Linked DNA regions of Homo sapiens: region 2 is linked to region 1. A link is a contact called in ENCODE Hi-C or POLR2A ChIA-PET data. All regions are on one chromosome and are shown on one strand. Each heading gives the region's core, a stretch centred on a gene start or an enhancer-like site at or near the end of the contact. The rest is flanking DNA. Distances are from core to core; before and after follow the strand shown.

The links. A loop is a pair of places that touch in the nucleus more often than their neighbours do. ChIA-PET counts read pairs that join two places held with the same protein, here RNA polymerase II (POLR2A). Pooled maps may share reads with other maps.
Region 2: a pooled map shows a loop between it and region 1 (2.1-fold over the local background). The contact joins the promoter of LINC02752 here to the enhancer-like site in region 1. A Hi-C loop is called at or near these places in 1 of 50 pooled maps. POLR2A ChIA-PET finds 5 or more read pairs at or near these places in 2 of 52 experiments (OCI-LY7 and activated T-cell).

The regions. Positions count from the first base shown.
Region 1 is chr11:11,169,134-11,173,194 of GRCh38, forward strand. LINC02752 (long intergenic non-protein coding RNA 2752) reads left to right here. Exons shown (of 8, transcript NR_187402.1): 5 at 1-65. Among named protein-coding and RNA genes, the nearest start is that of LINC02752, 56 kb to the left of the region's middle. Within about 2 kb of position 2,363, at least 4 of the 41 ENCODE cell types and tissues checked have a DNase peak (open chromatin) inside an H3K27ac peak, as active enhancers do; they include OCI-LY7, where a contact is called at or near this core.
Region 2 is chr11:11,113,172-11,116,865 of GRCh38, forward strand. It overlaps LINC02752 (long intergenic non-protein coding RNA 2752), which reads left to right and starts at 2,214. Exons shown (of 8, transcript NR_187402.1): 1 at 2,214-2,310.

The DNA of each region.
Region 1 (4,061 bases), core at 1,113-3,612:
GACTCTGGTGAAACACATGTTTCAGGCCCCTCAGCAAGAGTGGACAAGACAAACATCTTTACAAGGTTTGTATTTGTATGCTGTATGGTTAGATGCCAGGCCCCTTTCAAGATCCTCTGGCCTCAGGAAATTCTACAGACTTCTGCCAGCCTACACATCCTACATTAGTCCTGTCCAAAGATAAGACAGCATCAAATATAGCCTGAAACTTAAGCCAAGGCTTCTGGAGCCTGGCTGCAGACTACACGTATTAACTGTGTGATCTCAGATTGTAAAGTCTCAGTTTCTCATCTATAAAATGGGATAATAGGAGTGCTTAAAGTTAAACTAGTTCTAGGCTCAGATAAGCACTCATTTGTAAAGAACCTGCTCTGTGCCACGCCTGTGCCTGATAGTGAGACTACAGAGATAACAATGGTTCAAAATGATATGTTTTATTGTAGTGTATCTATATCTGCTCCAAATACATGACTTTTTGCTCATAGGAATGGCATCTTGAAAAAGTCCTATCTTTTATTTTTCTCTCGAGGCTGTATTTAATAGAACAAAAGGTCTTTGGATAATTATTGAGAAATTGCCTCACCACCCTCTCCAGGCTCTGATTTTCAGGTGGGTGTTTCTGGTGATTTCCCAGCTGGGCTCCCCTCTCCAGTGCAGCCCATAGTCCCAGGGGGATCTCCTTCAGCTGGAGTCCAGTGCAGCAGTCTCAGGCTGGTCAATGTGAATCCCCTTTCCACATCAGGGAGGAATCTCCTCACCTGTGGGTATTCCCCAGGCCATGCCTGGAGGCACAGCTGTGCTTTCTGGCCTGTGTGGCTATTATCTTGTTCCGCAGTTCGGTGTCTGCAAAACTTTCCCTTGCAGGTGGTGTGGTGTCCACGTCCACACCCACAACTCCAGCATCCCCATGGTCTCCATCTTGTTACTCTCCAGAACACGTAACAGACCAGGGACAAATACTGTTCCATACAGAAATCTGCAGACAGCTCTGACTTTGTAATAGCCCTGGCCAGGGGAAGAGTGGGCCCAGGGTAAAGAGGAGGCCCTGATGCACAGCAGGAGAGGTTCTCTGGAATGAGTGGGCAGAGCTTTGCTTTCACCTTGACTGTCACCAACTCACTAAGTGACCTTGACTGAGTCTGTTTCCCTCTCTGGGTCTTGATTTCCTCATTTTGCCAATGAAAACCCTTCCTAGAGCATCAATTTTCCTTGGCTGTTTGGCTTTAAAATACTGTAAGTGAAGACAGAGGTCTTTGGGAAGGTTAAAGCTGTCATGATCATCGCAGTCTTACTGGTTGAGGTTTTGTTGAATTGACATCCAATATGAGAAGATGCCTTAGTCAGCAATCATTTGGTTCCCAAGAATAGAAACCATCTAAACTCCCCTTAAGTGAAGAGATGGAGGGGAATTTCCAGACACCCAATTGTAGAAGAATTACAACTGGGCTTCACAGAGACTGAAGGTCATTGGGTGACTTCTTTCTCTTTGTCTGGTGCCATGTGCCTGCCTCTGCTCCAGTCTTCTCTTGGTAGACCTGTTCCTTCTCTAGGGCCTGTAGTTAACCTCCCCAAACTCAGCTACTGTGAGGTTCTGCCTGGTATGGGCACCAGTCTGGCCCTGGATTCTCTTAACCTATAGCTATGATACTCAACACCATAGAACTGTCTCTGTGAGTGAAGAACCAGCTTGGGTGAGGTGTCCACCCTTAGTCTGATCACGTGTGTGTGCTGAGTAGGATCCCATGTTACTGAGAACTGAGATCATTGTGGTGGGTCCTGGGGAGAAGGTTCTCTGAGGGGTAGCCTAGTACTCTGTGATGGAGCTAAGTCATCTGTTTCAATGTTTCATTTTACAAAGAAGTAAAATGAATAATGGAGTTGAAATGACCAGTAAAGGTCACACAGAGAATTAATGGCAATGCTGTGACTTGAATTCAGTCCTCCCAGTGTATAACAGAGGCATCACTGCAGCCCTTCTCTGGTTCAGATGCAGAGGAGTATTGATGCTTGGTGGATGTGCTCTGTAGTGGAGACGTGGAAATCAAAACAGCATAACTCTGTAGCCAGGCTGGATGTGCCAGGTATGTCTTCTAAAGGCCGGGAGTTACTGTAGGTGGGCAAGGGCTGCCTGCCATGAGTGGAACACTGATGCAATTCTGGGGTCCCACTCTGAAGCCTGCAGGCTAGGTGAGGAGACACCAGATGGATTTGCACAGCAATCTGGGGGACATTCCTGGGGCTGATTTAATGCCTCTCCCAGGGCTCACTAGAACTGGGCAGACCATTCCTACTGTGTTTATCAGCCACAAGGAGGCCTCCCCAGGACACATCTCGGATGTCTTCTGTTGCCTCCCAACTTTCCACCTCCATATATGGTGACAGAAAGCATGTGCCATACCCTGTATCCACACCCTCCCAACTGCACCAGAAAAGGGAATGTTTATTTTTAGAAACGGGGCAGGCTCTGGGGATGTACCGGAGAGCAAACAGGCAGTGTTTCTGCCCTGAAGGGGCTTATGGCCTAGAGCAGAGGGCAGACAGAACCACACTATGCTATGTGCTGTGAAAGAAAGGGGCAGGAAGCTATAAGCACACCTGGGGGATCCCTGACCTGGCTCAGGGAGGGCCTACCAGGATGACCTCCCTGAGGAAGTGCTTGGGCTGAGAACTGAAGGATGGGTTATTACAATAACTAATATTTTTGAGCACACACTAAGTGCTCTGTGAATGCTGAATTATTTATTCCTCTAGCTAAAGGTTCTGTTATTGCCTCCATTTCACAGATGAGGAGACTGAGATACAGTTAGCTTTTGCCAATTGTCTAAGACTACACAGTTAAAAAAAAAAAAAGAGGAGGGTACTATACAGCTGGAGACTCAAAGCCTGTCAGTCTGACTGCAGAGTCTGTATTAGTAACCACTAAACCGCAGCAGCTGTTAAGTAGGCAAGGGTGTGAAAATGACAGAAGGGAGGCTCAGAGAAGGCACTGAGAGAAGGCTAGACTGGTGGAACCCAGCAAGTGAGGTGCAGCCAGGGGCAATACAAGGCCTGGGGCCTTGCAGGGCCTTGAAGAGCCTTGTAGGGGCTTGTGGACCACATTAAAATTTGAGTTTTTATTCTGACTGAAATAGGTAGGAAGACACAGAAGGAATTTAAGGACAGGAAATACATAATGAGAATTGTATTTTTAAAAGACTATTCTGTTCTATTTGTGGAATGGTGAACAGATTGGAAGGGGGTAGGAGAAGATGCCAGCAGACAAATTTAGAGGCCACTACAGGGGCCCAGAGAAGGGGCAATGGCAGTTTGAGGGTGGGGAGGCAGCAGTGGAGAAGGAGAGAAGTGGGAGGGAGAACTGGTGAGTTCTTTAAGAGGGTGGATTGACAGTCTTTTGTATTATGGGGGCTGCAGGAGAGGGAGGTGCTGAGAAGACTCCTTGGATTCTGAGTTGTACATCCAGATGGAGACTGGTGCCATTCACTGACATAGAAGGCACTCGAAGGATGGACTTATTTTCTGTACTTGTCCACACTTTTATGTATGTGTGACTCTCAAATTCTAAGGATAATTTTAATTTGAGGATGTTTAAGAATAGTAATGTGTAAGAGGTGGTTTGATGGCTCTGGGAAATGAGAAAACGGCAACCTGGTATTTTCTGTCACTTATGGATCTGCACTGTTACTAAAAAACATGACTTAGCGGGTGGAGCTGGACACACATCACCCCCAAGTGGACCACAGGGAATGAGGTTCTTAGGCAGCCTTTCTGAAGGCGAGGCCTCCGCCCTGGCTTTCCAAGCTCACTTGGCAGGACATTCAGAAAATTTATACTACTTGCTAGAATTCCACATTCCCCAAACCCAGGTTCTCTGAGGGAGGCCTAAGTATGGAGGAACATCCATGTAATCATATGTAGCAGGCATGAAGCAGGGGAACAGAAAAGTACCAGGGAAGCTGTGAAAAGTTTCTACTCCAGCCTTTGTAACTGGGAAAAAGTTTAGAAACAGAGGACTAGGAAAAAGCCACCAAATAAATGAACTTCGAGTAACAGGGAGAATCATT
Region 2 (3,694 bases), core at 964-3,463, 56 kb before region 1:
GTCTTAGACAACCTCGGCCTACTTTGCTTAATGTTTTTTGTGGCTACGTTATTTGGTACATATATACATAGAATTCTTATAGCTTCCTGTTGGGTAGACTCCTCTATAATTATGAATTCTCTCTTTTTGTCTTTAATAATGCTATTTCCTTGACATCTATTTAAATATAGCTATACCAGCATTCCTTTGATTAGTGTTTTTGTGGTATATCTTTTTCCATCACTTTACTTTCCTCCATTCTGTGGACATATGTTTTGGGGTCTCTATTGTAAGTAAAGATTATTTTTTAAAAAAACCTACTCATAAAATATTTCCTTTTAATTGGAATTTTTAGTCCATTTACAATTAATGCAATTACTGATATATTTTGGTCTAAAACTTTCATCTTTGTATTTGCCTCATTTGTTGATATGGTCTGACTCTATGTTCCCACACAAATCTCCTCTTGAATTGTAATCTGAATTGTAAGCTCCATGTGTTGGGGGAGGGACCTCTAGAGAGGTAATTGAATCATGGGGGTGGTTACCCCCATGTTACTGCTCTTGTAATAGTGAATGAGTTCTCATGAGATCTGATGGTTTTAAAAGGGGCTTTTCCCTCTTTGCTTGGCACTTGTCCTTCCTGCCATCATGTGAAAATTGACGTGTCTGCTTCCCCTTCTGCCATGATTGTAAGTTTCCTAAGGCCTCCCCAACCATGCAGTCTTGGGCAGTTCTTTATAGCAGTGTGAGAACAGACTAATACACTCATTCTCTGTTCCTCTTTCTCTTTTATTTCCTTCTTTGAAATTATTTTTTATTTTTTCTTTTATTTACTCATTCATTATATACTTTTAAAGTGGTTACCCTGGAGATAAAGAAAAAAATCCTTTTCTTTTTCGTCACTTTCTGGCCAATGTAACACTTTAAACCCTCCTCCTTTCTTATGTACTATTATATAATTCTCTATATATTTAAAGCATTATAAGATATTATTATTGTTCCATTAATTCAATTTTGATTTAAATTTATCCACATATTTTCCCCTTTCATTTGCTCTTTACTTATTTTTTTTGTCTTTTTATGCTTCCTTCTGTATGTAGTTGTCCCAGTATCCATGCGGGATTGGTTCTAGGACCTTCTCTGGATACCAAAATTCATAGATGCTCAAGCCTCTGAGTTGAAATGGTGTCACATTTGCATATAACTTGACTGCTATTTTGGGATTGTCCTCCTGTGTACTTTATATTATCTCTAGATTACTTATAATACGTAAGACATTGTAAATGTAATGCAAATACTTGTTACTCTGCATTGTTTAGGATGTACTAACAAGAAGAAAAGTCTGTACATGTTCAGTATAGATGCAGTTTTGTTTTGAATATTTTCAATCTGTGGTTGGTTGACTGTATGAATGCAGAACCCATGGATATGAAGAGTCAACTATATTTTCTTTTAGTTCACCAATTCCCTCTCATCTATCTATAATATGCTGCTAAATATATCCATTAAATTCTTCATTTCAATTATTGGAATTTTTAATTCTAGAATTTCCATTTAATTCCTTTTGATAGTTTTTCTGCCAAAATTTTTCTATTTTGATATTTAACCTTTACGTTTATTAAAATAATTATTTTAAAATCTGTGTGGGATAACTCTAATGTCAGGATCTTTTTTTTTTTTTTTTTGAGATGGAGTCTCGCTCTGTCACCCAGGCTGGAGTGCAGTGGTGCGATCTCAGCTCACTGCAAGCTCCGCCTCCCAGGTTCACGCCATTCTCCTGCCCCAGCCTCCCGAGTAGCTGGGACTATAGGCGCCCGCCACCACGCCCGGCTAAGTTTTTGTATTTTTAGTAGAGAAGGGGTTTCACCACGTTAGCCAGGATGGTCTCCATCTCCTGACCTCGTGATCCGCCCACCTCGGTCTCCCAAAGTGCTGGGATTACAGGCGTGAGCCACCGTGCCGGGCCAGGATGTTTTTTAAAATTTATTTTTTATTGTATATATTTAAGGTGTACAACACGATATTTTGATATACATGTTGATATGATTCGCCTCTTTGTCCCCACCCAAATCTAATTTGAATTGTACTCCCATAATTCCCATGTGTTGTGGGAGGGACCCGGTGGGAGATAATTGAATCATGGGGGCAGTTTCCCACATACTGTTCTTGTGGTAGTGAGTAAGTCTCATGAGATCTGATGGTTTTATTAGGGGTTTCCGCTTTTGTGCCTTCCTCATTCTCTCTTCGCCTGCTGCCATCCATGTAACACAGGACTTGCTCCTCCTTGCCTTCTGCCAGAATTGTGAGGCTTCCCCAGCCACTTGGAACTGTAAGTCCAATTAAAACTCTTTCTTCTGTAAATTGCCCAGTTTCAGGTATGTCTCTGTGAGCATTATCTATTTCTTGTTGACATTTTCTCCAGAGTTTCAGTCTTTTGCGGTACCAACCAAAAGCCTTTGGGGTTTACTGAATCCCTTCTTCTTGGAAGACCATGAACTTTATTTTTTGTCACTCTAGCTCTGTGGTTTCTGAAAACGTCACTCAGTTTCTCAGCCTCTCTACCATTGCTTTTACATTTAGAATTGGCACTTAACTCTAGGGAAGCCTCAAATGCTAAGCTAACCTCTTGTATTTCTCCATTTTATTCTTACCGTTCCCTAAAATTTTTATAATCATAGCAGTTTTACTATGCCTCCAAACAGATTTTTAAAATATTTTGTTTAGATTGTTCCACCGTTTTTAGAGAAAGATTTGGACTCAAATAACCTAGTCTGCCATTGCCAGAAGTAGGGGCACCACTTAGTTTTTTAAGATGCTCTTCTGAGCTTGACTTACTGTGCAAAGTAATACCATAGCCGCAGAATTTAAAATAAGACTGTTCTGCTTACTATGGAAGAAAGGAGGGAAGTGCTTACCAACTAGAAGTTCGGTGACCACCACCATATCCTAGGTCTTTAGCCCCTGAAAATCATGGCCTTTTTTTTTTAATGCACAAGTATAGTGCAAGATCTCCTCTGAGAACTGGCTTATGGTTAGCAAGAGATGAGTTGGTCTTTTGGTACTTAGGTGGGAAAGAGCTCATGATACTCAGGGGAAGTGAGGGAAACCTAATAGTCCTGCATTAGGGAATTTCAAAAAGTTTTTGTAAGAGATACTGATAACGTGCATTTTTGAGATATCTATCATTTTGTTGAGATTTTAACTTTTTTGGCAACATTTTACATTTTGTACATCTTTCTTTTTTATATCATGTTACATTACAGAGAGAGATGCAGGACTTACTTCTTCCTCACTTGGTACTGGCTAGTACTGTTTCAGCTGGGGAAGGAGACTTGGAAAATAGTATCTTTTCCAATATTTAGTAGAAAGAAGGGAAGGCATTTATCTCTTTGCTCTAGCCTGCTTTCAAAAAGGACTAGAGAATTTCTGAAAAAGTTCTCTGACTTCTTGGAAACTCCCTATTCCAACAATGGCTTTGGCTAAAATTTATGCTTTTCTTGGGGCCTGTTGATTATTCTCTAAATAGTGTGCTAATGCATGGAAAACTTCCAAAGTGGCTGTCATCTTGAGTGACACAGTTATAGCCTGTGTGCAAACCCTTGATAAGAAAATGGAAAAGAAAAAAAAATCATCAAGATAAAAAAATTGCCTGAAGATAATGAAGGTGAGCAATGAATAGTGAAGGGCACAGAACTGCTTTTTTTTCCAGGGAT